Linked DNA regions of Homo sapiens: all the other regions are linked to region 1. Evidence: chromatin loops called from intact Hi-C (ENCODE). Cell type or tissue: IMR-90. All regions are shown on one strand. Region 1 has its middle 170 kb from the start of MIR744. Region 2 overlaps MYOCD (myocardin). Region 3 has its middle 130 kb from the start of LINC00670. Region 4 has its middle 99 kb from the start of MIR744. Region 5 overlaps ELAC2 (elaC ribonuclease Z 2). Region 6 has its middle 150 kb from the start of LINC00670. Region 7 has its middle 3.9 kb from the start of LINC00670.

The links. Peaks named below come from ENCODE experiments on the same cell type or tissue, not always from the same donor. Only the 100,000 strongest peaks of a DNase experiment are listed, where the experiment ranks them.
Region 2: a loop joins it to region 1, with 6 times the contacts of the local background. A loop is called at or near these places in 37 of 110 quality-filtered maps.
Region 3: it touches region 1 in a loop (2.9-fold over the local background); 4 of 110 quality-filtered maps call a loop at or near these places.
Region 4: it touches region 1 in a loop (8-fold over the local background); 13 of 110 quality-filtered maps call a loop at or near these places.
Region 5: it touches region 1 in a loop (12-fold over the local background); 57 of 110 quality-filtered maps call a loop at or near these places.
Region 6: it touches region 1 in a loop (5-fold over the local background); 5 of 110 quality-filtered maps call a loop at or near these places.
Region 7: it touches region 1 in a loop (5-fold over the local background); 31 of 110 quality-filtered maps call a loop at or near these places.

What each region holds. Positions count from the first base shown.
Region 1 is chr17:12,254,879-12,258,878 of GRCh38, reverse strand. No RefSeq gene overlaps it. Among named protein-coding and RNA genes, the nearest start is that of MIR744, 170 kb to the right of the region's middle. In IMR-90, a CTCF peak has its summit at 2,304 (motif pointing left); a DNase peak (open chromatin) is centred at 2,288; H3K27ac peaks cover 196 bases.
Region 2 is chr17:12,740,069-12,744,068 of GRCh38, reverse strand. All of the region lies in intron 7 of MYOCD (myocardin), which reads right to left. Among named protein-coding and RNA genes, the nearest start is that of MYOCD-AS1, 36 kb to the right of the region's middle. In IMR-90, a CTCF peak has its summit at 1,619 (motif pointing right); a DNase peak (open chromatin) is centred at 1,678; H3K27ac peaks cover 465 bases.
Region 3 is chr17:12,413,666-12,417,665 of GRCh38, reverse strand. No RefSeq gene overlaps it. Among named protein-coding and RNA genes, the nearest start is that of LINC00670, 130 kb to the left of the region's middle. In IMR-90, no CTCF peak of the experiment used is centred here; a DNase peak (open chromatin) is centred at 2,435.
Region 4 is chr17:12,178,419-12,182,418 of GRCh38, reverse strand. No RefSeq gene overlaps it. Among named protein-coding and RNA genes, the nearest start is that of MIR744, 99 kb to the right of the region's middle. In IMR-90, a CTCF peak has its summit at 1,548 (motif pointing left); a DNase peak (open chromatin) is centred at 1,538.
Region 5 is chr17:13,000,913-13,004,912 of GRCh38, reverse strand. ELAC2 (elaC ribonuclease Z 2) reads left to right here. Exons shown (of 24, transcript NM_018127.7): 12 at 1,339-1,434; 13 at 2,334-2,472; 14 at 2,554-2,639. Among named protein-coding and RNA genes, the nearest start is that of ELAC2, 15 kb to the left of the region's middle. In IMR-90, a CTCF peak has its summit at 1,627 (motif pointing right); a DNase peak (open chromatin) is centred at 1,652.
Region 6 is chr17:12,400,957-12,404,956 of GRCh38, reverse strand. No RefSeq gene overlaps it. Among named protein-coding and RNA genes, the nearest start is that of LINC00670, 150 kb to the left of the region's middle. In IMR-90, no CTCF peak of the experiment used is centred here; a DNase peak (open chromatin) is centred at 1,806; H3K27ac peaks cover 270 bases.
Region 7 is chr17:12,544,054-12,548,053 of GRCh38, reverse strand. No RefSeq gene overlaps it. Among named protein-coding and RNA genes, the nearest start is that of LINC00670, 3.9 kb to the left of the region's middle. RefSeq lists a silencer at 1,828-2,122. In IMR-90, a CTCF peak has its summit at 1,958 (motif pointing left); a DNase peak (open chromatin) is centred at 1,953.

The sequences.
Region 1 (4,000 bases):
AAGCTGGACTTTCTAAGACAGATGGACTTGTTTCCCTTGAGCTAGTAAGTCCTTTCTGACAATATTATCTCCATCCCCTGAAGTAAAATTGCATCATTAACCAACGTAGCAGAGAGTACTGATTAGAGATGGGCTGTGGAGTCATGAGTTCAAGCCCTGACTCTGTCATTTAGCAGCCTGTTCGTCTCTCTAAGACTCCATTTCCTCACCCATAAAACAAAGAGTTAAGGAAAAACTCATTGTGATGGTTGAATGAGACAGTGTATGGAAAGCACTTGGCACGTAATAAACAGTTATTCCACATTAACCATTAAGTTTATTCTTATTTGGTGCCTGCATATGCAAGGAATGTCACCATAGACTCTGACTAAGAAAATCTCAAATGGTTTAGTTTCTAGGAGCCAGGCAGGTAGATAAAATCAAGATACTGATCAAGGAAACACCTCAACACTCCAGAGAGGTGGACATAATTATTTACTGTGGCTCTGACAATATAATTTATAGTATGCAAAAATGGTAGCTTCTTGAATTATCCCTGACAACATCAGAAGGTAGTCAAACAAACAGACTCACGGTGCTGCCCCCATTCAGGGGTACTAGTCTCAGAATAGAGCATGCGCAGTGATATCCTATCCGAATGGCATCTCTGGGACTTGTGCAGTGTGGCTGGCGTGCCAACAAACATTTGCTCGCCTCCTCCCGTGGCCCATCTGTCCTCCAAAGTTTGATCACCTTGGGAAAACCAAGGCTGGATCAGAAACAATGATTTGAGTCCCAGTTTCACAGCTGGCTGGCTGTCTGAGCTTAACCAGGTTATTTAACTTCCCTGAGCCTCGTGCTATTTATCTTTACAACAGAGATTATCACAATTGTCACATACAGGTGTTGGGAGGATTAAGTGAACTCACTATGTAATAGGACCCATAAGAGTCTGGTAATCACACCGCTGGTTCTGTAAGAGTAGCACTTTGTGTTGTTTGTTATTTCATTTGTCAGTGCAAGAGCTATTAGCCAGAAGGATTCTGGACTAATGGTGCTAAATGATGCTGAACTCAAAGCAGGTCTTGCAGCTGATACGATATGGCCTTAGTAAATGTTCTCCTTACAAGACGCCAACTTTCCCCACATGAAGGTGCCCTCTTAATTATAAATAAATTACAAGATGTAAATCATTATAATAGAATTACAAAATGTGTTATAATATATTTAAATTATAATATATAATTATAAATAAATTTTGATTATCAATAAAGTTTTGTGCAATCAGATTCCTCTAAGCATCAAATATATAGTCATGTTCTTTCCCTAGTTTGTCTTAAGTCATTTGAACAAAGAAGACAAGCCTCTCGGTAACCCTGCAGTGCTTAATGACTGCCACTCCCAGTGTTCCCACGACACTCAAGCTTCCCAACTTTAGCTCTGAAATTAGGTTGGCAGATAAAGGCACCATTAAGCAGCTCCTTTTACCTCTGCAGTAGCAAAAATCTTACATAAAAGGAGACACCAAGAATATGCACTCTGCCCAAGGACGAGTCCCCAGCAACCTAGTTCCTCATCCAAGAGAAGCTTCTTGATTCTGCAGGTCCCTGATCTTGCTGCTGCTGCTTCTCTCCACCACTCCCCTCAAATGCAAAACACGGCTTCATCTTTTCTGGTTACAACCTGAGTGACATGACCTAGCATGTGCAAGGACAAATGCGAGTTTAGAAAATGTGACTCGTATCCAGACCCAGCTTCCAAAATCACCTTTGCTTCCTCCCACAGACTATCAAACTGCCCCTGCTGACAACACTCCCACAGCTGGTGCTTCCTGGGTTTGTGGGCTTTGATTTTTCCAGAATGTTCCTTGTTACTTTCAGAATCATATTTGCACTACTTTCTGGAGGAGTAGAAAATGTACATAGAACTCTTCCTTCTGCACAGATTTTGGAAATCACAGTGAGGGGTTAAACCTGTGTAGCCATATGCGAACACCTTATCTTAAACATTTAAAACATCCTTCATAAAACGTTGCCAGTGGTTAATTTTCTGGCAATTCTCCATAAGATTTACATCTCTATTCTATATCCATAAGTACAAGATAATTAAGACATATTCAACAGGAGAATAGTGACATACCCGAAGATATTAATTTTAGGAAGTATTTAAGTATTATGGTATTGTACTAGAATCTCTGTCACTAAAATAGAATCTAGATGTGAGTTGTTACAGACTGTCACTTTGTAACTTCTGGTTTGTAATTTTAGCACTTATCAGGGTCTAGTAGTCACTTAGACAGTCTTGTAATTGGGGTACACTGCCACCCAGTGGCAGTAAATGCCATGCTCACATTGAAATAAAAATTCGTGCCTCAGATTCATGGGCCAATTATTCAACAAATATGTAAACCAGGGATTGTCTACTTTTGAATAGCAAAAATTTGTCTCTTTTTTTAAATGACTGAAAATTATAAACATTTTAAGAAAATTTAAATCAATTCCAGAAGGGAAGAAATATGTGCGCTAACCAGTATCATTTAACTCTATGCAATTATTGAGCACCTACTACTGGTTTTCAGAAAAGGCCCCAAAGATAAGCAAGAGCATAGTCTCTGAACTAAAATTACAAACCTGAACATCAGTAATTAATTAGTCACGCACACAAATAACTGATTCACAGCTCAGCAAACATTTCCAAGCATGCCAGCCTCTGTGTGTAAGAATGTAAGAAGGCCTATAAAAAAGGTACTTAGAAAATGCTATGAGAACATAGAGAAATATGAGATTTACTCAGGCTGTGAAATTCAAGGAAGGATTCTCTGAGAAGACAAAAATTTGTGCATGGCTTAGAGAAACTGGTTAGCTTTTGACAACGAAATATGGTAAAGAAGGGCATTCTAGACAGACAAATAATACCAGCAAGGCACAGAGGTCGAAAGCATTGTGAAGAAGGTGAATAGTCTGGTTTGTCCTAACATGGGAGAGGTAAGCCTTGAAAGACAAGCTGGAGTGGGAATGCGAAGATCCTTGAATGCATGTGAGCACAATGGATTGTCCACCATATGCAATGGGGAAGGCTTTCCAGTGGAGAAACTGTATCTCACAGCTGTGTGCCAGCAAGAACAATCAGCTGAAAGCAGGGAAGATAGAGGAGACTGAGTTTGGTTGTTTGGATGGCACATGACAGGAGCTCATTCTCACTTTATACCAGGACCCCGAACATTTGCAGAGTTTTACTTTTGTGGGTATTGTAAGGTATGTGGAGGGGCAAGAAGAGAAGGCAAGGGAGAGAGGAAGGAAGGGTGGGATAAAAGCGGAAGGTTTGATGACAGCCTTCAGCTGTCAGCTGCCCAGTTATGTGCACTGCCAGGCAATAGCTGGAGCTCCAACCTGTTCCAACTATTTGGAGGTAGAACTTGGAGGTGGAATTCCTCAAAATTGATTTCTGGAGGATACTGAACTCTGAACACACACCAACACATTTAAAAACGACTTCTTCAAATGGATTTTGAAGAAATAGCAATAGATGTGCCATCTGAGGGATGACAGTTTTTAAAAATAGAGAATGCCCCAAACAATAGGGATGAAATCTTTGTGTGGGGCAAAGACACCAGTCAGCAGTTGGGTACGTCCCCATCACAATTCCCATGTGTGCAGCAGAATCTATGATCAGAAGCTCAATCAAAAGCCCGAAAAACCAACCTCTTTTCCTGGGAGTCCACCAGTGGGAGAACTTAAGCGAGGCTGTTTTAGAAACAAAAGGAATTAGAAACCAAAAGACCCTGCTTCGATCTCCTTTAGCATCATCTCACGATGGATGAGACCTGCTGAAACCCGGCAGGACCATGTCAGACTAGGAAACATGACACGCAAAGAGCATTTGTCTTGCAGGAATTCCACCAGATTCTTGGCTAAAGAAAGTGAAAGGGGGCTGGGTGCAGTGTCTCACGCCTGTAATCCCAACACTTGGGGAGGCCGAGGTGGGTGGATCACCTGAGGTCAAGAGTTCAAGACCAGCCTGG
Region 2 (4,000 bases), 490 kb before region 1:
TATAATATAGCAAAGGCATGATGTACAAAGAGCTCCTAGGACACTAACGTTGCTAATGAACAAATCCATTGCAAATGTATCACACTGGAAGGACACTCCTTAGACAGGGAATGTTGAATCTTAGAAGCAGCTCCAGAGTTTTTCCTTTCTGGAGTACAGCAAAATGTAATCCTGTGTTTCAATGAGTGCATTCTCCTAACCTAAAACCAACTGATGACCTAACAAAGGTTGCATTCTGATCTTGAGACTACTTGTAGAAAGTTCTTTCATGGCTGGGAGCGATGGCTCACACCTGTAATGCCAATGCCAACACTTTGGGAGGCCGAGGCGGGTGGATCACCTGAAGTCATGAGTTCGAGACTAGCCTGACCAACACGGTGAAACCCCTTCTCTACAAAAAATACAAAAAGTAGCCAGGTGTGGTGTCAGGCGCCTGTAATCCCAGCTACTCGGGAAACTGAGGCAGGAGAATTGCTTGAACCCAGGAGGCAGAGGTTGCAGTGAGCCGAGATCACGCCATTGCACTCCAGCCTGGGCAACAAGAGCGAAACTCCATCTCAAAAAAAAAAAAAAAAAAAAAAAGAACTTTCATATGCATATGTGCAGTCACTTTTAGTTAAACACTTAATAAGTCGACTTATTAATGACATAAACTAAGATAAAACTAAGATTTTCTTTGAAAATCTAGAATGTGGTTATTTGTTGCTTTGAGCTGAAAGTAAGATAAACCTTGCCTATCTGCCTGCTGAACACCCTCTCGCCTGCCTGCCAAATACCGATGAAAGATCAGGAAGTAACACCTTTTGAAATAAGGACACTTTACTTATTATGGGAAGGGTTATCCACCTAACTGGAACACTTCCCAGAGTTGGAACCCAAAGCATGTATTGCATGATTTGGACACACTGAATCAGGAAGTTAAGGGTATAGTCTTGGAAGATAAGACAAATTTTTGAAAGTGGTACAATTACTTAACTTTAATACATCTCAGTTTCCTCACCTGCAAGTTGGAGAAAATATTCTTTACTTTTTCTCTCACTAATCAATATAAAGACTATAAAAGATAATATTGAAATAATAACAGGTAGTCAATGAACAGGTAATTATGTCTATAACCTGCTCCTGAAATAAAAGACCTTTGTATATTAGGAAGGAATGGGTCCATCCTGTTATCAGGTTAAAAAAAAGTAATTTTCAGGCCGGGCGCGGTGGCTCATGCCTGTAATCCCAGCACTTTGGGAGGCGGAGGTGGGCGCATCACTTGAGGTCAGGAGTTCGAGACCAGCCTGGCCAACATGGTGAAACCCTGTCTCTGGTAAAAATACAAAAAATTAGCTGGGCTTGGTGGTAGATGCCTGTAGTCTCAGCTTCTCGGGAGGGTGAGGCAGTAGAATAGCTTGAACCCAGGAGGTGGAGGTTGCAGTAAGCCGAGATTGCGCCACTACACTCCAGCCTGGGTGATAGAGCGAGACTCCGCCTCAAAAAAAAAAAATAATTTTCAAACCCTGACTTTATTACAGAAGGTTGAAATGAAGAACACGGATGTCATGACCACGAGTGAGCTAGGATTTGGGGGAACATTGGAAGGAAAGTGTGTTTCCACCGGTGTCCAGAAGAGGGGGCTCCTGAACAGCTGGCAAGCATATTCTGACTTGGCAGGTTCCCCACTTCAACCACAAACTACACATCTGAATGTGACCTTATCCAAAGGAGCTTACAACTCACTTGGACTCAGCGCAATGCACCCCCAAAGGCTCTTTTGTTTTCCAAAGAGACTTCTTCCTGGCGACTAATGAATAATGAACACAAGTAGTTGGGTGTGTTTGGTGGCTCCGTTTCTCTCTGCTTACTAATCGATTAGCATTCTAGTTAGTTAATCAGTCTTCTGTCCTTGGAGAGTTTCTGCAGGGCTCCCGAAACCAGCTCTGCCCTGGCCTGCTCCAGACCAGCTGCTGTTGTCGCCTCATTCTGAGGCTTGCCTTGTCTGGGGAGGATGGGAGCTGCAGCCCTGGCAGGGTCCCGCAGCTAAGTCGGAGGTCCAGGAGCTTTTTTTCTCTATGTTGCCTTAGCACATTCCAGAAGATACTGAAATCGGACCATTTACTCTGGATAGTCTGGGGTAAAGGCTACTATTACTATTCTCTTTTTGAGCCCAGGGGACACTAAGGTTTTTGTGTTTGTTGACCAAGCAGAAGAAATGATGGCTCTTCTACAAACAACCAGCCTGCCGGGACCAGCTGGGTGTCTGTAAGAATCGCCTTTTTCACAGAAAGCGATCTGTTCATCTCCTGGGCTTCTATCATACTTTCTACTACAGTGAGGTTGAAGGCTTTGCTAATTTTTTTTTTTTTTATATATATATACAGAGTCTCGCTCTGTCGACCAGGCTAGAGTGCAGTGACTGCGATCTCGGCTCACTGCCACCACCCCCTCCTGGGTTCAAGCGATTATCCTGCCTCAGCCTCCTGAGTAGCTGGGATTACAGGCACACGCCACCACGTCCGGCTAATTTTTGTATTTTTTGGTAGAGACGGGGTTTCACCATATTGGCCAGGCTGGTCTCGAACTCCTGACCTCAGGTGATCTGCCCGCCTCGGCCTCCCAAAGTGCTGGGATTACAGGCGTGAGCCACCATGCTCCACTGCTAACTTAAATTATGCAAAATTTAAATACTGTGATAGAAATATGAATAACATTTCTTTTTATACTCAGCTTTAGAAATAACGGGACTCATCTCCTCCTCCTTCCCCTGCAATGAACAAAATGCATTGATAGTCACATAATTTCCGACCTGTTGAGCTGAGTGAATTGTCAGCTGGGTTTAAGCTCTTGTGGTTTGGTGGGGGAGCCTTATTGGCAAACTGAAGTGTCTATCATCCATTAGACCATAAAACTGTTACTATATCATTGATTTTTACTTCAATTTACAATCTTTTTTAAGTCCCGTAAGAGTCATTTTAACATTCATTAAGTGGTGGCACTCGAGCTGAGAAAACGTGTTCCCAAATCAGTTGGAAGTTATTTGGGTATAGGCCAGGCACGGTGGCTTACGCCTGTAATCCCAGCACTCTGGGAGGCTGAGGCAGGTGGATTACCTGAGGTCAGGAGTTCAAGATCAGCCTGACCAACATGGAGAAACCCCGTCTTTACTAAAAATACAAAATTTGCCAGGCATGGTGGTGTGCACCTATACTCCCAGCTACTGGGGAGGCTGAGGCAGGAGAATCACTTGAACCTGGGAGGCGGAGGTTGCGACGAGCTGAGATCACGCCACTGCACTCCAGCCTGGGCAACAAGAGTGAAACTCCATCTCAAAAGAAAAAAAAAAGGAACACAAAGGGAAGTTATTTGGGATAAAACATTATAAAGAAGGCCACATGATTACCAGGCAATTAACTGAAGAGAGAGCAGCCTGTGTACTGTGAGATGCGATGCTGGTGTTTATAGAAGCACGAGTCGCAAGTGCAAAGATATGGACCCAACCGAAGTGCCCATCAACCAACAAGTGGATAAAGAAAATGTGGTACATATACAACATGGAATGCTACTCAGCCATAAAAAGGAATGAAATAATGTCTTTTGCAGCCACTTGGATGGAGCTGCAGGCCATTATTCTAAGTGAAGTAACTCAGGAATGGAAAACCAAGTATCATGTGTTCTCACTTATAAGTGGGAACTAAGCTATGAGGATGCAGAGGCGTAAGAATTATGTAATGGAATTTGGGGATTGGGGGAAGATTGGGAGTGGGGTGAGGGATAAAAGATTCCGTATTGTGTACAGTGTACACTGCTCAGGTGACGGGTGCACTACAATCTCCGAAATCGCCACTAAAGGGCCGGGCGCAGTGGCTCACGCCTGTAATCCCAGCACTTTGGAAGGCCAAGGCAGGTGGATCATGAGGTCAGGAGATGAAGACCATCCTGGCTAACACAGTGAAACCCCATCTCTATGAAAAACACAAAAAATTAGCCGGGCATGGTGGCGGGAGCCTGTAGTCCC
Region 3 (4,000 bases), 160 kb before region 1:
TGTATTTCAAATATGTTGTTTATTGCATGTCAATTATACCTCCATAAAGCCATTTTTTAAATCCTTCAAAAGTTTAACATTGCTTTTAGAATAAAACTCAAAGTGTCCTCATGGCTCTACATGACCAAGTGCCTACTAATTTTCAAGCTAATCTTCTACCACTCACAAATGGCCCAGAAAAACTGCTGATCAAATGTGCAAAGCTATTTCCTGCCCCAGGTCCTTTGCACTTGCTTCTCTCGCTGCATGGTGTGCTCATTCTCCAGCACCTTATTTAGTTGGCTCTGTCATATTTTCCAAGTCACAGTTCAAATACCAGGTCTTAGAGACCTTTTCTAATCCTTTATATGTTAAATAGATCCCTCCCAGATACTCTTGTCTGCTATTGCCTTATTTATCACTTTTACAGTACTTACACATTCTTTATCTTTTTAGTCCTTTGTTTGCTTGTTTATTCTTTATTTCCCCCAGGAGAATGTAAGCTCCTGGAGGGCAGAAATCCACTCTGTCTCATTCATGCCTCTACCCCTAGGAACCAGCACAGTGTCTGGCATAAAGTACATTCTCAACACATACTTACTTACGAATTAGGGAATGAGAGCAATGAACTGGGAAGAAATTGAAAGAGAATTCATGGAAAAAGTGACATGGAAGCCCAGCTTGGGAAGAATTGATATTAGGAAGGCATAGGGTGAATAGGTGGCCCTTGGCATTGACAGATGCAGGTTCATTCCAGCTTGAGCCTTATAATTATGCAATTCTGGATGAGATATTTTAAATCATCTGTTTCCCTATTTATAAAATAGGGCTGCAAGTAACTATTTTAGAGGGTTACTGTGAGAAACGAATGATGTATATGTAAAGATATGTGTTGCAGTGCCTGGAGTGTGGTAGCGACTCAACAAATGAGTTCTATTTTCTTTCCCAATTTCAGCCAGAAAAACATCAAGGGGAAAATCATGTTTACAAGAAAGGGCATGAAATATGTTATGCACTAAATGTTTGTGTCTTCTCTAAATTCATTTAGTTCCTAACTCCCAGTGCAATGGTATTTGGAGGTGGGGCTTTGGGAAGTGGTTCCATCATGTGGGTCAAACCCTCATGAATGGAGCTAACGTCCTTGTAAAAGAGGACTGAGGGCTGAATGCGGTGGCTCATGCCTGTAATCCCAGCCCTTTGGGAGGTTGAGGTGGGTGGATCACCTGAGGTCAGGAGTTTGAGACCAGCTTAGCCAACATGGCAAAACCCCGTCTCTATTAAAAATACAGAAAAATTAGCCAGGTGTGTTGGTGGGTACCTGTAATCCCAGCTACTTGGGAAGCTGAGGCAAGAGAATTGCTTGGATCTGGGAGGTGGAGGTTTCAGTGAGCCGAGATCATGCCATTGCACTCCAGCCTGGGCAGCAGAGTGAGACTCTATCTCCAAAAAAAAAAAAAGGAGGACTTAGGGAGCTCATTGTCCCCTTCCACCATGTGAGGACACAGTGAGAAGACAGTGGGTCATCTGTGAACAAGGAAGCAGGTCCTCACCAGACACCAAATCACCTGCAGCCTCAATCCTGGACTCCTCAGCCTTCAGAACCGTGGGAAAGAAATGTTTGCTGTTTAAGTTACCCAGTCTATGATACTTTTGTTATAGCAGCTAGAATAGGCTAAGACAACATATTTGGAGGATCATGAGAAAGTTGAAAAATTTAGGATTATAGCTGAGAGAAATGGAAGTCAAAACTGGAAATGCCCCCAAAGCACCAAGCCATTCTGGACTTCAATCTGTGGATCACAGGAAACCATGAAGAATGGGGTGAGGTAGGGAAGAATTAGGCTGGGGTGATCTCAATTATAAGAGTAACTCTAGTAGCTGTGTGACTAAGAAAGTAAAAGGAGGTGAAGCCTGAGGGAGATTGGAAGCAGAGAGAAGAGTCAGAATGATTTCAGTTGTCTAGATTTTAGAGTGATGAAGGGGAGAGCTATAAATTCTGACTAACATCCTAGAACCTCCCCGCCACATGTCTTCTACCTTAGCCATCACCACCTACCTCTCTTAGCATTTCCCAAATAACTCTCAGCATCAAAGCTGAAACTGTGAATTAGGACAGAAAGCTTTTTACCACTGGTAGAAGACAAAATCAAAATAGCAGACCAGGAAAACATTTGAATGGCCAGGAACTTTTGATGTAATTTTTCATACCCAGAGGTTACTGATGACAGCCATGGAGAACTTCCATTCTCTGATTAAGGAGTAAGAGAAAAGAGTGAAATGTTTAAAATCCCCAAGACTACCAAGACACAAAACAAGAGAGTTGGCAGCAGAGACCCAAGGAGTCAAGCCTAGTAAAGAACAAGTGGATAAACTGGTTAATAAAGGACTTAGCATCGGAACATAGAAACCATGGGGTTGAAGGTTGTGAGTCAGGCTTTCCTAGCAACCCTGTTAAACAGGGACATTCCATAACAATGGACTCAACAGAGCGCTGACTAGTAGACCTGGAGGTGGGGTTTCACTATTCAGGAGCAGAGATAGAGAAGCCCTCTTGACAAATAAATACAAATAAGACTTTGCTGGAATTTACTCCCAATAGAACTACTGGGGAGACTGAAATTTTTAAGTTTGAGTTCACGAGACTTGCCCATCAGGGGCTGTGTACGTCTTTCAAGGTGGCATTAGTATTTCTGACCAGCCACCACCAGGAGATCGTTGAACTTACTTGTGCAAGAGCATCAAAAGTGCAGTTTGATAAGAACACCAATGGCCTGGAGGCTGATTTAGTAGGTCTGGAATAGAGCCTGACATCTGAATTTTAAATAAGTCCCTCAGGTTATATTTGATGTACTGCCAGGTTTGAGGACCGCTGATATAGATCATGGCTTTGTCCAAACAGAGAGATTTTACACAGGCATAGAAAACCAAGTGTTAGAGAGTCTAGCCTGATTTTTCTTTACATTTGTAAGGAGAAACATCATACTTAATGCCTGTCTTGCATATATAACTTTAAATATTTGTAGTGACATCGTTTAAATGAAGATCATTAAAAACCTAGGTATACTAAAATCATTGAAGAATTCTTCTTACTTTTCCTTAACTCTTAAAAAATGTGTTATGTGATGCTAGAGTGGAAGTTTTGATTGTGGAACTTGGAGGAGATAGAAAAGATACCCAGGAATGTTCCAGGGGGAGCATTTCCAAAGCTCTTCTCCAAAGAAATGGAAAAATATTTCCTGAGAAAGAAATGTCTTTCTGTTGAAGTTCATTGCCCACCAAGAGGGCACCTGTGGGTGGCGCTTCCTTCTAAACACAAGCCTAGTGAGAGAGGGCGAAATGGTTAACTTTTCGCAGCATGCTTTTCAATTCCAACCACCTCCTCTCCAGAAACCTCAAACTCAGGGCCAACATTCCCCTCTCCTAACCATCCCAGGGCCAGGTCCCAGACATCTGGGGATGGCCCCTACGCCCCAGAGTCCACTGAAATTATTCAAACCACGAAATCCTAAACCTGCTCACCCTACCTAGCCCATTTCCCGACGGAAACCACAAGAAAGGCAGGCTCCTGCCCATATGCCCCCCTGTCCCTCTGCCTCCTGACCAGCCTCAAACCTCCTGACCGGGTTTAAGATGTACTTCCTGTAGGTAGGCAGCACCACGGCCCAGAATCACACAGGGAAAGGCAAAGCGGCGAGTGGCAGCAGTGGCGAGGTCAACATCTAGAAGTGACTGGGCTTCTCCCCAAAGGAAAGGGATCACCTATAGGTCTTAAATAAGAATGCTGTCCTAGAAAAAAATCATGGCACTTGCAGCAACTTGGAGGGAATTGGAGACAATTATTCTAAGTGAAGTACTCTGGAATGGAAAACCAAACATCGTATGTTCTCACTCACAAGTAGGAGCTAAGCTATGGGGATGCAAAGGCATAAGAATGATACAGTGGACTTTGGGTACTTGAGGGCAAGAGTGGGAGGCGGGTGAGGGATAAAAGATTACACTTTGGGTAAAGTGTACCCTGCTC
Region 4 (4,000 bases), 76 kb after region 1:
TATTAAAGCCTCTACCTAGTCATATTATTATGTTGGAGATTAGGATTTTAATATCTGAATTTGGAGGACACACAAACATTCAGACCATAGCAGATGCCATTGCAGGCTTTTGAGCAGGAGGCTGCCTGATACTATTAAGATTTTTTTTTTCTTTTTGAGACAGAGTCTCTTGATGGCTTATTAGAATTCTTTTTGTGTGTGTGACAGGGTCTCACTCTTTTGCCCAGGCTGGAGTACAGTGGGGAGATCTCGGCTCACTGCAACCTCCACCTTCCAGGTTCAAGCGATTCTCCTTGCCTCAGCTTCCCAAGTAGCTGGGATTACAGGCGCCTGCCACCACACCTGACTAATTTTTTTTTTTTTTTTTTTTTGTATTTTTAGTAGAGACAGGGTTTCACTATGTTGGCCAGGCTGGTCTCGAACTCCTGACTTTGTGATCCGCCCACCTCAGCCTCCCAAAGTGCTGGAATTACTACAGGCATGAGCCACCGTGCCCGGCCCTATTAAGATTTTTAACAGCGTCACTCTGCCACTGTGCAGGGAAGACAAGGTTAGATCAGGAGAGACCAGTTAAGAGGCTGTTGCAGTAACCATCGTAAGATGGTGGTGGGAGCGGTGGAGGCAGCAAGAAGTGGGTGGATCCTGGATTCATTCTGAATCGAGAGCCAAATGTTTGATGCTGAATGTAATGTGGAGTAGGAGAGAAAGCAGAGGTTTAGGGAAACACAAAGGTTTTGGCTGAGTAAACGGATAACAGAGTTGCCATTACCTGAAATGGGAAAATCTGTTGCAGGAGCAAGTACCAGAGAAGATAGGAACTTGGCTTTAAATATCGAGAACATGAGATGTCTCATAGGCTTCCAAGTGGAAATGTTGCATAAGAAGTTAGATAAATAAGCTAGAAGTTCAGGGGAGAGATCCAGATTGCCAATATAAATTTGAGAATTTTTCTCTTACAGGTGCCACTGAAAGCTTTGAAATCGAATGTGATCATCAACCGAGTATGTACGTGTGCGTGTGTGTGTGTGTCCTTATTTCAACGTGTAAGTAAGTTTCTTAAAAACAATGCCTGTTTGCCTGTGTTTCATAAGAACTCTATATACAACAAGGCAACAAATGTCATGATATGTATTACCCGTGTCTGTTACCCTGCTACTTGTTAAGCACAGGCCTCAACAAAATAAAAAAGCACAACACAAGTTCATCAGCAGAGAATTTGAGAACGGCAGGATTATTTTAAATTCTACACAGACACACAGCAAACCAAGTCTAGCTGTGCTTGGAAGCTAGTAGGCATTTAACTACACTTGATTTTTATTCAGTAATTTGTCAATGAATTGGGAAAGATGGTCTCTAGCCTTCACACGACCAGTTATTTGTATGACTATGAACAAATCATTTCTCCTCTCTGAACCTTTGTTTCTTTGTATGTAAAAGTAAGCGAGTGGAATTAGATAACCCTTAACTCTCCCTCTCTTAATAGTCAGCAACAAAAATCTTTTCTAAAATAAACCTTTCCTGAAACCTGCTCGTTTTACAGCTGTATGGCTCCCCCAAGTGGCCAATGAGATGAATGTAACTGAAATGAATGCCTTGTGTTTTATGCAGTGGTTATTAATAATTGAGTTCATTTATTGATCGTTCATCACGTGTCAGACACTGTAGTAAGCATTTCGGGTGCATTTTCTCATTAAATTCTCACCAGAACACTATAAGACAGTTACTGTGTGTATATCCTCATCTGTAAGAAATTGAGACATAGGATTCCACATAGCAACAGGAAATGACGATCCGGGATTGAAACCTAGGCAGTCTAAATCCAGAATGTAAACTCTTAACAACTATGCTCTCCAGTATAAGTCACTGTTCAGGGGTAAGAATGGATGAACATCCAAGGCTGGAGAAGCTTTTGGGGTATTGGCCCTTGACTTGGAGAGGTTATGAATGGCTACCTGCCTGTGGAGAGACTTGGCTGGCTGTCTTCTCACTTCCTGACGTCAGAAAGGATTTCAGAAGCCAATCGAGGTCCCCTTGAAAAGCCACTGCTATCCATGCTGTCCAGGCCCCCAGTGCTATAGGAAAGAAGGCAGGCTTCTAAAATCCATCAGGACTGGAAGAAGTATCTTCTACTCAGGCAGTTTCCTTAGATCAACGTCTTCAATAGCACAGTTAGAAACTGAATAGAAATTGACTTGCCTTGCTTTGCTTGTTTGCCTTCAGGTAGTTTAGGGGAGGCTTTTGGTTTTAAGATTTAGTAAAGTCGTATGTTTACTGCGGCACTATTCACAAAGACTTGGAACCAACCCAAATGCCAACAATGATAGACTGGATTAAGAAAATGTGGCACATATACACCATGGAATACTATGCAGCCATAAAAAATGATGAGTTCATGTCCTTTGTAGGGACATGGATGAAGCTGGAAACCATCATTCTCAGCAAACTATCACAAGGACAAAAAAACAAACACCACATGTTCTCACTCATAGGTGGGAATTGAACAATGAGAACACACGGACACAGGAAGGGGAACATCACACACCAGGGACTGTTGTGGGGTGGGGGAGGGGGAGGGATAGCATTAGGAGATATACCTAATGCTAAATGACGAGTTAATGGGTGCAGCACACCAACATGGCACATGTATACATATGTAACAAACCTGCATGTTGTGCACATGTACCCTAAAACTTAAAGTATAATAATAATAAAATTTTAAAAAAAAGATTTAGTTAAGTGACCAAGATAAGCAACTAACAATTAGCTGAGCCTGTGGAATCCAGGTTTTCTGGACCCGTATCCCATTCTTTTTCCTCTTTCACCTGCAATTTTAAAAACAATTTTTAACTTCAGTAAAATTTACCCTTTCCGCTGTACATTTCTATGAGATTTGACAAAGCATAGCCATTTCTTCAACTTTTGACTTCTTTCCCCAATCCACCCACTATAGTTAACTTTTCAGCACCCTCAGGGAGTGTGGCCTCTTGTATTCTGCCTGGAGTTTTTAGTTGTTGTTAATGGGAGAGATAGTTGAGGTGGGCTTACTGCATCTCTGCCAGCCCCGGAGCCCTCTAGATAGTTTTAACATTTTGGAAAGAACAATCTGTTTGTATAGTAGTTGGGCTTAGTATGTAAGGAAGAGAGAACTTTCCTTACTGGCTGGGGAGCAGGTCATGGATTGGTCCATGAAGGGGTCCCAAGGAGAAGGAAACAGGAACCCGAGCCAGGTAGCCCCGGGGCTCAGACGGAACCTTCAGGGATGCTCAGATCTAAGGCCTTCAGCAAAGGTTGCCTGGGCAGTTGAAGGAATTTCACTCTATGCCTCCAGGCCTGAAGTCTGTCCGTTTCTCTTCCTACACGAATGGGCTTTCCTTTCTATGAACATTCTCTACCGTGTAGCTTCTGCTCACAAATGGCTTCTGTTCCCTTGGAATTTGACTTATGTGTGACTTATACATCATGCTTCCCCTCCTCAGGGGCTCCGTAATTCTGTTTTCTTTCAGCCTCAGTTCCCACCGTCACCTGCTTATCTCAATATTTCCCAGTTCAAATTATTGACAAAGAATAAATAATTTGTCCACTCATCGTTTTCCATCAGCCCTGTCATAGCCTCGCCTATGGCTCAATTAATTCTCCATGGTCCAATAAGTTATAACCAGCCGGAGAGGGTAGAAGGTATTGTCACCTGTTACTCTGTGGCGGCCTGAGGTTGTTCCTGTCATCGCCCTATCTAGAATAATTAGAACTGCCAAGGTTCTTCCTCTACTATTTTTGTTGTTGTTGTTGTTCTCTAACAGCTTTTTTCTCATAATTTTTTATTGTGGTAAAATACGCATATCATGAAATTCACATATATTTAAGTGTACAGTTCAGTGATATTAAATACACAGGCGAGGCCGGGTGTGGTGGCTCACTCCTGTAATCCCAGCACTTTGGGAGGCTGAAGTGGGAGGATGGCTTGAGCCCAGGAGTTTGAGACTAGCCTGAGCGACATAGGGAG
Region 5 (4,000 bases), 750 kb before region 1:
GAGCTGTGTTTCTGGGAAGACCACTATCTGGGTTTACAGTTCAGAGGCCGGCACTCCTGCCTTAAGTCACTGTTGGTAGTTGGTGGGCTCCGGTGTACACAGCCTCAAAGTGAAATTAGAAAAGATTGAAAACTAGAAACAACTGAGGACTAGAAATTCAACTAGAACTCTTACAGCTCTTATACCAGAAGAAATTCTAGAACTTTTTTGAATTCTAACTAATGCCCCAGATTATCATTTGGATTATTTTGAACTGAATTAATTTTCTTCCATTACCTGCATTGAAACAAATGAGGTGGGTCAGAGTGTGTGAGACTGTCGTGGTCAAGAGTCCGTGTTATGGGATGGACTCACAGCTGGGGAATGTCTTTTGGGCTAACTGCCACTCTGTTGTTGTCCTCTATCGAAGTTAACCAGTTTTGCGGTTCAGCTTTCATTCCAGATGGAATCATCTTTGACCCACCTATCTGAGTTTGAATCTTTTCCCCCACTCTTAATGGTTTACCTGTATTTTTCCTGTTCCTAGTTTGTATCTATCTGTATTTTTTCACTTGTTTTTTTCTACTTACCACAACAAATCCTTTTGGGCTGCTGTACCCCTTCCGAGTCAGAGCGTTAGGAGTTGTTTCATGGTCTGCTTTATTCTCTGTGGGTGAATTTGGATGCGCTGGTAGCCCCGGCTTTGTATTTTAATCCAGTTTTGGGCAGCAAAACCTCTTCAATGAATCAGGTGTCATTTGAGAGCCATGTGTGGATGTGTGATGATGCTGGGATAGATAAAAATAGCTACTGTGTATATTTCTTTTTAAAGGGAACTGGAGGGAAACACATCAGCATGTTAGTAAGTGGTCTGTTGTCCAGGTGGTGAAATTTCAGATGATTTTCATTTCTCGTGCCTGTGTCTCAGGTCCTCTGGAAGGCAGACACCAGGGTGGCATTGGAGGTGCAGGAGGTTTATTCGAGGAAATTTGACTGTGAGAGAGGAAGGAGAGAGGGAGCAGGAGGAGGCAGGGAGAGCCTGGGTCTGGCTTTGCAGGTTGGACCCGTATGAGTGGAGAGGGTAGGAAGGAAGTGCAGTGCTGAGAAAGGATCAGCCAGGCCTACTGGAAAGCCCAGAGCAGAGCTTGCCAGATACAGGAATCCCACGTCCATTGGAAATGGCCCAGCACCGGGGTCTGCCGTGAGCAGCCTGCTGTGAGAGCATGGCCTGGGCGTGGAGGCTGTCAGCTCACTGCAGTGCTGCAGAGGGCCGCACGATACCCCTCCCTGGCTGCGTGGTCCCTGTCTTGGTGTGTCCTGAGTCTGCATCACTTTGTAAAGCCCCACTCTTCTGCCCAGGTACCAAGGAAAGGCAGATGCCCCCGTGGCCTTGGTGGTTCACATGGCCCCAGCATCTGTGCTTGTGGACAGCAGGTACCAGCAGTGGATGGAGAGGTATGGAGCCCAGCCCAGCGGCACTTGGGGTAACTCTTCTGGGCAGTGGTGGATTCCCCTTTCCTCCCCTCGTGCTCTTTCCAGCGCTACCTACCCTTCTGCACCTGCCTAAACTTTCTGTGGGATTCCTGCCTTCCCAGAATTCTAGGCTTCCCAGATCTGTGCTACACTCGTGAAGAAAATGCACCGCTAGGTGGCGCAGTGTCCACACGATTCCATTTATTTTACACCCTCCACACTCTTCAGGGTGTCTGAACAAATACTGCCGTTTGGTTGAGGATTCCATAAGTGAATTCCAAAGAAGAGATTGCAGCTATAAAATGATAGCTTCCATTTACTGAATGCCCACTTTGTGGGAGGCAGTGTGTGAAATACCCTTCATTTCACTTCATTTCCTCTAGGGTCGTCGCCAGCAGCCCTGGGAGGTAGATGTTTAGTCACTGGAAGGCATCTTTTTCCTCGGGGCATCGCTGGCCAGGGCCAGGTGGAGGAGTATGAGTTGAGCTCGGGTGCGGGGTGACCTTGGGCTGCTTTTTGGCCCCTGCCCGTATCTCCCCACATGGCCCGTTTACCTGCCCCTCACTCCATGGCCTGCTCTCCTGCTGTCTCTTTCATTCCTCAGGGTTTGGGTCCCCTATTTGTATGCCCTGGACATCTTCTTTTTCTTGTTTTTCCTCTCACTCTTCCCAGCACACCTGAAAGGCAGCTGAGCTAGGGAACACCGGGCTTTGAGACAGCAGGAGTGGGACCATGTTTGGCCATGTAGTAACACTGCTTGGGGCAAGTCACTGAACTGTTTGAACACCTCATCCTCATTACCACTCCTGAGCTCAGCACCACTCCTCAGGGGGAGCTGCCTCCTAACAGACGCTGCAAATGCCGGGTCTGTTTCTTCACAGGTTTGGGCCTGACACCCAGCACTTGGTCCTGAATGAGAACTGTGCCTCAGTTCACAACCTTCGCAGCCACAAGATTCAAACCCAGCTCAACCTCATCCACCCGGACATCTTCCCCCTGCTCACCAGTTTCCGCTGTAAGGTAGTGTCTCAGACCGGCCCCTTGTCGGCCCAGCTCTCGTCCCCTCTCTTTCTCTCCATGAATGTGTTTTGTCTCTTTCAGAAGGAGGGCCCCACCCTCAGTGTGCCCATGGTTCAGGGTGAATGCCTCCTCAAGTACCAGCTCCGTCCCAGGAGGGAGTGGCAGAGGTCTGTGCCATCTTGAACTAATGGAATCGTCTCAGTCGAGTTGGGAAACATTTCTGTAAATAGCCACATAGTAAATGTTCCAGGAGGCTCTCCAGACCATATGGTCTCTGTTGTAACTATTCAACTCCGCTTTGAGCACAAAAGAAACACGGACAATAAGCTAATGAATGGGCTTGGCTGTGTGCCAGCGTGAATTTATTTAGAAAAGCAGCCTACTCCAGGCTGGGTTGAGGTGGGCGGATTGGGGCCAGTAGTTCTCCTTTTCCAAAATTGCCTTGCATGGGAATAGCAGTGATAGAGCTCGTGTGTTTCACAGTATAGAAAATAGGAAATGTGTGATGAACAAAGTCACCCATAATCCTGTTGCCCAGAGATAATGATTGATAACATTTTGTGTTTCTTGATTTGTGTATGTGGGTTTATATTGTCAGTCTTTTCCTGTATCACTAAACAGTCTTAAGTAACAAGATTTTTATTGGTATTCCAAATAGGGATGTTTACTCATTTGGGATGTTTCCAATTTTTTGTTGTTTTTAATGAATGAAACAATAAATGTCTTATATATAAATCTTTGATGGGAACTCTGTTCCCTTCAAGTCATTCCTAAATGTGGGATTACTGGCCCAGAGTGTGAGACTTGTTAAGGTACTTGATAAATGTAAGATGCCATCTTGAAAGCCTCTTCCAGTACAATCCAACCAGGAAAGTGAACAGCCTTACTGCCCCACATCTTTATTTTAATTAATTAATTTATTTATTTTATTTATTTATTTATTTTTTTGAGACGGAGTTTCACTCTTGTTGCCCAGGCTGGAGTGCAATGGCGTGATCTCAGCTCACTGCAACCTCCGCCTCCCGGGTTCAAGCATTTCTCCTGCCCCAGCCTCCCGAATAGCTGGAATTACAGGCGCCTGCTACCACGCCCGGCTAATTTTTTGTAATTTTAGCAGAGACGGGTTTCACCATGTTGGCAGGCTGGTCTCGAACTCCTGACCTCAGGTGATCCACCCACCTCAGCCTCCCAAAGTGTTGGGATTACAGGCGTGAGCCGTGCCCGGCCTGTTTTAATTTTTAAGGATCTGAACCTTGATTTTAAGTTTCCTGCCCACTCCACAGTATTTGTATTAGAATAGAGCATGTGCTGGATTATGACTGGATGCTGTGTGCTGTTGAGGTTGGGTAGTTGGGGCCCTTTAAGAGACTATACTAGCAAGACTCGGGCCCACAGGCAACATCACGGGGTTGAAGAACCTGGTGTCCCTTTGTTGGCATCTGCGCAGGCTCTTAACACACAGCAGCGATACACAGCCCTAGCCGACATTCAGATTTACCTTGTGCTTGTGAAAAATATTGCACAGGGC
Region 6 (4,000 bases), 150 kb before region 1:
CCATCTCAAAAAAAAAAAAAAAATGAAGCAAGTTGAAAGTGCACTGGAGGATAGGGATATGGCTGAATATATGTATTGCATAATGCCTCAATGAGTGTCCTCAGCTGAACACTCAAAACTTGCCTTCCCACAGTCCTCTCACTCATGGTCTACACCCTCCAACACTGGCTTTCTTTATGCTTTCTGAACAAACCACATGATTTCTCTTCTCCAAGGATGTGCTCACATTATTCTCCCTTTCTAGAATAGTTTCCTTTGGGCCACTTCTAACTATAGAACTTCTACCCTAACTTCAAGACCAATCGCAAATTCGTCTTCCCCTATGATGACCCTGCTCTTACCCTGGGTGAGGTTTTCTAGCTACCTCCCCAGGTTACAGGTGAGGAAACTGTGGAGTGGCAGAGCCAAAATCCAATTTTCAGCCTCTGTATTGGTAACTATGAGTTTCAAACATTGCCAGGGTAAAGCAGTATAAGCCAAGGACTAAGTGAATGTTGAGGACCACAGTGCTTAAAGGTGTCTTGGGGATGAGGAAATTGGGGGTTAATGAAAGCGAGATGGGGAGTGGGCAATTGGAGATGCCAAGGTGGGAAGGCAGGCAAGGGCACCTACATCCTAGGAGAAATGGGAAATACAGTGCTGCCTTATAAGTAGCTGAGCAAATACACCCAAACCCCTTTCCCACCTCATACTTCATCTGCTGCAAATTTTAGGTTGATGCAAAAGTGATTGTGTTTAAAACCAATAGCAAAAACCGCAATTACTTTTGCACCAGCCTAACCAGAACCCTGCCGGGGTATGTGGCTTCCTGCTCCTGAGTTTAAGACAGTTGGGTGCCAACTGTAAAAGACTGTAGGAGAAAGGGGTGGAAACTAGTCAGAGCTCCAACATCTGCGGTCATCGGTTGTTGGCAAGGAGGTTTGCTGAGATTTAAAGACCTCAGCCTGTGACCTCTCTCTCATTTCTCATGACCAGGTGGTGCAGTACAGGATCCCCAACCCCTCTGATACGATTATCTGCCTACATTTTAGGCCTTTACAGCCTATTATTCCAGTTTCTTTGTCCAGAACCTTCTCTGGGCATCCAACGAGAGCATCTTAAATTCAGGAGCAAGAAGCCACATTCCCCAGCAGTAGTTCTGCTATAGTGTGTGTTTGCAGCTGGTGGGAGTGTGGGGGGAGTTTGGGGTTATACTGTTTTAAAATCAAGATTACCTAGTTAAGATTGTAAACCACTCAACAGCAGAAACTATATCTTAAATGTTTGTATAACTTTAGCTCCCAAGCCCATTCCCTGAACATAGAAGGTGCTCAATAAATGTCTTTTTGCAATGAAGAAAGAATTGTTGAAAGAAAAGATTGTTCGTATGCTAGGTATCCCATGAACTTAGACAAGGAAAAAATCTACCTTTGAAACATAGGAGGGAGATGAATCAAGAGAAGGATGTAAAAAGACAGACAAATGGAGAATTTGTGCGTGAAATTCTTTTTAGCCTGCTCTGAAGAACCTGCCCACACTTTGTCCATTGACTCGAATGGTATGTTCTGGCCTGTGGGAAGTTGTTACATGGAAAAATTCCAAGATCCTCTCAGTAGTAACTCGCTCTGGAGCCCCTTTTTCCAAACCAAATTCCAAGGTAGAAGAGTATTTCCAACAGATCCCTGGGAATGGAGATTCATCCTAGGCTTTCTCAGAGATGTGTTAGGTCTGATCAAATGTCCTCCCTCCCCTTCCCTGAGTGCCAGTCTGGTGGTTGAGATGCTTGTTTGCTCTGGCCTCTTGGGAGGTCCCTCATACCTCCTTGGTGATCTAATCATTAGTCCCTGAATCCTCATGTATTTATGTGAGTCACCATCTGGGCAAGATAAGTAATTTCTCTGGAATATAGAAGCAACCCCACCAATAATACAAATTAAACACAGGAAATGTATTTGTTCGCTAGTGTTCAGTAGAAAACTAAATATAAGCTAGAGAATCATAGGAGAGTAGATGCTCCTATTTGTTGAAAATCATAGAAAATATTTTGGTCAAGACTTTAACAGAAATGACTGAACATGCAAAAGTTAATTTTACAGAAAAATTATAAAAATTATGTAAACAATCATACTGCCAATGTACTTCATATTTTCCACAACTGAAATTATGACAAGCTTCCCCTAATTCTAAATCTATGTCTCTATGTATTCAAGTATTCTTTTATATCCTTCAGTAAATTGGTATATATTGTATTATTTTTATTACGGTTTTTTGGTTACTTGTGTGAATAGGATGTTTTCTCTGTTACCTTTTCAAATTATAATTGTTTTATTATAATGGAGTTGAGTTTTTTAATATTTATTTTATAATTGACCGTATTACTGTAGTTTCTTATCAATTCTAATATTTTAAGTGTATCTCTGATTCCTTACATTTTTATAGTCAAGCATATTTATTATTATTACCATAATTATATTAACTAAGAAACTGAGTTCAGAGAGTTTGAGTGTTTTTCCAACATAAACTTTAAAAAATGATAGAATATGGAACAGTTTTTACATCATAGAAATTATCTGTTCCTTGAAAGTTTGAAAGAATGCTTCTATAAGAGTGTCTAGAATTGGATCCTCTATTGTTGGTAATAGCTTGACTTTTTTCCATTTTTCCCTTGACTAAATATTTATTTCAAGTTTTCTACTTCAGTAAACTTTTCTAATTTATATTTGTCTAAAGTTTTCAAATTTAATAGCTTTGCGTGCGCCTTATCATTTTTTAGTATTTCATCTACTTCATATCTGTGATTATATTACTTTCTAATGCCTAAATGTATGTTTTTGAGTGATCTCTATTTTTTCATTAGACAAGCTAAATATTTTACTATTTTATTACTGTATTATTTGTAAATCCTAATTCACTAATTTTCATTTTTATATTATTCAATATATTATTTTATTTTCCTATTTCATTTTCCTTATTTCGTGATTTATTTTTTGTTTTCTTTCCTTTTTTTCTAATTTCTTGAATTAGTACAGTTTATTTTGATTTCACTTTAGTCATTAAAATACCTAAGATTATGAGTTAACTTTGAACAGTGCTTTCTTAGCTATTTCTCATAAGCTTTAATTTATAGTGTTCATATTCTCATTGATTTCTAAATATAATTTAATTGAAGGGCTGATGTTTTCTTTTCTTCCAAGACATACTTAAGACACTGCATTAAAATTTTCAGATGACGGATTACTTTATTATTATGTTTTGGTTACTTATTTCTAGTAGCATTCCTTAATAATCAGAATTCATGTGCCATACAATTTCTGTTTAATAGATGGCATGCCTATTAAATCCACCTTATTTTGATTTTTTTTTTGTTTTTTTTGAGATGGAGTGTTGCTCTGTCACCCAGGCTGGAGTGCAGTGGAGCGATCTCGGCTCACTGCAACCTCCACCTCCTGGGTTCACGCCATTCTCCTGCCTCAGCCTCCCTAGTAGCTGGGACTACAGGTGCCCGCCACCACGCCCAGCTAATTTTTTTTTTTTTTTTTTTTTTTTGTATTTTTAGTAGAGACGGGGTTTCACCGTGTTAGCCAGGATGGTCTCGATATCCTGACCTTGGGCCACCCGCCTCAGCCTCCCAAAGTGCTGGGATTACAGGTGTAACCCACTGTGCCGGGCCTAAATCCACCTTACTAATTGTATCATTTAAATTCTAAATCCTTTCTCCTTTTGTTTATCCTGTTTAATAATGACTAAGAGAAATACTTAATGTCACAAAAGTTCCTGTGTTCTAGCAATTATTCCTGCAATTTGCAAGTTTTTGATTTATCTATTTCAATGGTGTTTGGAAGGTGCAAATATTTATGATTTATATTTTCTTTATAAGCTTCACTAAAAACAAGAAATATTTGCCCCATATATTTCTTGCCTTGAATTCTACTTTAACATCACAATGTCTTGGTTTATAGTTGCATCATTTATTTTAGTGCAGTTATATATGTTGTAGATAGCACTCAGCTTTATCCAGGTG
Region 7 (4,000 bases), 290 kb before region 1:
AGGCCAGCCATAAAAATCTCCACTTGTGTAATAAACTGTTGTACGATCTACTGCTTATGAACAAGGTCCCTGACTGAAAATGTGCAACCTTTCTGCACGTTAAACACAAAACAGATGGAGGTTTGAAAATAACTTTCTTCTTCACGGGAGGGAAAAGTTAAAGGAGGGAGAGTAAAACTCATGGTCAGAGGCCTAACTTCCCAAGCCAGGGGCTGAACTCTCCATCCAGGTTGACAGGGACAGCCGCATTCTTTCAAGGATACTGCCTACCGTCAGGGACCTGGGAAGTAGGAGGACGGTTAGGCTTTAGGAAAATGGTGCGTACAATCATGGATAGTGAGGCCGGCTGAGCTGCTACTTACTAGCTGGATAAATGAGCCAAGTCACTAATTTCTTTGAATCTGTTGTTTAAGCCTCATGTGTAAAATGGTGATAACCTAGAGCTCTAGACCCCAAGCACACTGGGGAATGGAGTAGCTGAAAATGTAAATACTCTCCTCGTTACTATTGTTTTCAATTTTCTTTTGTTTATTTGCTGGTTTTACGTGTGTAAAAAAACCAAATTACATATTCCTGGGACAGAAGAAATGGCGAAGCCAATCATTTGTAAACGATGTAGGAATGCATGCAGGTATGCAGAAATTAATATATGTCTATTTATTTGCTTATAGTTTGTCCTGTTTTCACAGAAGGAAATTGAGGTAGTTAACAAGGATACTCATTTATCATGTACTGGTTAATAGTATATAATTTTATTTGTGGAAATGACAGAGTTTGGTCATTAAAGGAAATTGAAACTTCATCTCAGAATAATAAAAGCACTGCCTTCCATTTGTGGGATGCTCCTGAGAGCAGTAAACATGCTCCCCCTATTGTAAAGTATAGATATTAAAGTCTTTATAAAATGTCCTGACATCTACAGGAGGTTTTCTTCAAAAAAGAGAATCATGTGAAGCGCTGAATGAGATATCTTCTTCACTTTTTTTATTTTTATTTTTATTTTTATTTTGAAACAGAGTCTAGCTCTTGTTGCCCAGGCTGGAGTGCAATGGCACAGTCTCGGCTCACTGCAACCTCCACCTCTCGAGTTCAAGTGATTCTCCTGCCTCAGCCTCCTGAGTAGCTGGGATTACAGGCACACGCCACCACGCCCAGCTAATTGGTGTATTTTTAGTAGAGATGGGGTTTCACCATGTTGGCCAGGTTGGTCTTGAACTCCTGAGCTCAGATGATCTGCTTGCCTCGGCCTTCCAAAGTGCTGGGATTACAGGTGTGAGCCCCCGCACCTGGCCTGAATGAGAAATCTTCTAAAGGAGTAAGATGCCACAAGAATGGGGTGGGAAGACTGGACTTTTAACTGGTTTTGTCAGTCAGGATACAGTGAGAGAAAGAGAAACGATATCGGGAATTTCGAACACGCAGGATTTAATACAAGAATGATTCCTCAGGTGTTGGTAGACTGGAAGCACAAAAGGAATACTGAGGAAGTTTGGTTATTCAGTTTCCTTTAATAACCAAACAGTCATTTCCACAAATAAAATTATATGCTATTAAGCAGTATATGATAAATGACTATCCTTATAAACTACCTCAATTTCCTTCTCTGAAAACAGGGCAAACTTTAAGAAAATAAATAGGCATATATTAATTTGTACATACATGCATGCATCCCTACATCATTTATAAATTATTGGCCCTGTCATTTCTTCTGTCCCAGGAATTAGATATGAAATTTGCTACTACCCCTGAGCTGACGCAACAAAAGAAAAAAGATGCAAGTTGTTGAGGCAATGGTGCTCAGATCTCTGAGGAAGGGGCATAGCCACTGCTGATGGCGGCTCTACAGGACATAGAAGGTTCTGGAAGCTCCAGAAAAGCCCAGTTCCAGGCAGCTGCCTCTCTCTGAGCAACACTAAATTCGAAAAGTAGGAGTCCATTCTCTCTCTAGCACCACCTATTGGCAGAACGTAAGAAGTCAGCAGATGAGGGCGTAGGCTGCAGAAGGATGGGTATGGAGCTGAGAGGCAAGAGGGCATGACTGGTGCACGGGGGCGGGTGTTAGCTGGAGACACTCATGGAGTAGGATGGCGGGCAACATCCATGAAAAATAACTGAGACAGATGCAAAAGGAAAATAAGCTCTATGGCCACATTTTCCCAGAAGCGAGAAAGAAGCAAGTGAGAAACCAATTGAATGCTATTGCAAAACGGACCGCACTGATGCCCAAAGAAAGCTCATTCTCCCCTAACAAACTCTTCCACAATTGTTTAGTGAGTGGGAGAAAATTAGCGAAGATAACAGAGCTACTTAAGTGGTAGTGATTCTTTTCCACAATTCACATATTTACCCAATAGTCCCAGGTGTTTTACTCTGCTCTGCGTAGCTGCCAGCCAGAGCACTGCAGCCAGTGACTGGACTTTATTTGCATTTAACACTTTTTTTTTAAACAAAGTCTATTAATTTATTTAATCCTCCTGCAGGGCTACTCATCCATAAAAATATGATGTATTCAAAAATATGTCTACTTCTCTGGTGTGTGCAAAAGGGAAACAAGCCAGATTTAAAAAGCTACATATTGTATTATTTCATTCATATGATGTTCTGGAAAAGGCAAAGCTATAGAATGGAAAATCCTGTATCAGTAATTGTCAAGGAATGGAAAACCCTATATCAGTAATTGTCAGGGCTTGGGGAAGGAGGAGTAGTTGATTACAAAGAGGCTGCAGAAGGGAATTTTTAGGGTGATAGAACCATTATGTGTGGCAAAGTAGGAGAGGATTAATGACTGTGCACTTGTCGAGATCCATAAAACTTTATAGCACAAAATGTGAATTTCAATGTATGCAAAGTAAAAAAATAAATAATAAAGCCACAGGATGTTAGGGGACCCCAGAAAAGAATGTAGAATGTGACAGAAGAATCTAACTGTGTTACAATGTACGACACAACCTCACTGCAGGATATGGGTGAGGGAGGGAAGGATTGAACTAAGTAACTTTGGAAAACAGCATTTTGACTGAAAACTTGAAGGCTAAACACAAAAGCAGCTGTACCTATACAATGTATTCTAGTTGGTAATGTTGTTTCTCCTGGGATTACTGGCTAACAATTCCAGAACTGTGTTCCATGCATAGCAGGTTTGACAAGTAAATAAGTAAATGGATGGTGGAGGACAGTAGCCAGTTTTCTTGCTGTTCAAGAGGAAAGTTATAGAAAAGCAAAGGTAGGAAGCTAGGATGAAACAGTTTGTCCTAGATGAGAGACATCAGCATGAAGTCAGGTTTAGGTTTATATATATGTAATACATACATATAGAACTCCTTATGGTACATGTGTATACTCAGGCAGTTCTTAGGTCTAGAAGCCTAGAAGCAGTAACACCTGTGTAACAATAAGCCTGCCAAGTACCCTGATCTCAGTTACTATTCTCCAATCAAGAAATCAGGGCTCCTTGGGGAAATGGCTGGTTCCAGGACTGGTGCAACAAGCATACAAAAATGAGCCTGGAGTATCCTGTAGGGTGAGAAAGTAAGAAAATGCTCAAAAATCAAACTGATGGGGGGCATGCATGTCAAAGGGACTTACAAGCCAACCTGAAAGAGCTCCCAATGGCTGAAGCTGGAACAAGCTGAGCAACAAAATAAATAATGTAGCATTTTATTATAAAAATAAAAATAAAGACAAGTCTTCCCTTACAGAAGAATAACATATAATTTTTTTTTTTTTTTGTGACAGAGTTTTGCTCTTGTTGCCCAGGCTAGAGTGCAATTGCACAATCTCGGCTCACCGCAACCTCCGCCTCCTGAGTTCAAGCAATTCTCCTGCCTCAGCCTCCTGAGTAGCTGAGATTACAGGCATGTGCCACCACGCCCAGCTAATTTTGTATTTTTAGTAGAGACAGGGTTTCTCCATTTTGGTCAGGCTGGTCTCGAACTCCCGAACTCAGGTGATCCACCCTCCTCAGCCTCCCAAAGTGTTGGGATTACAGGTGTGAGCCACC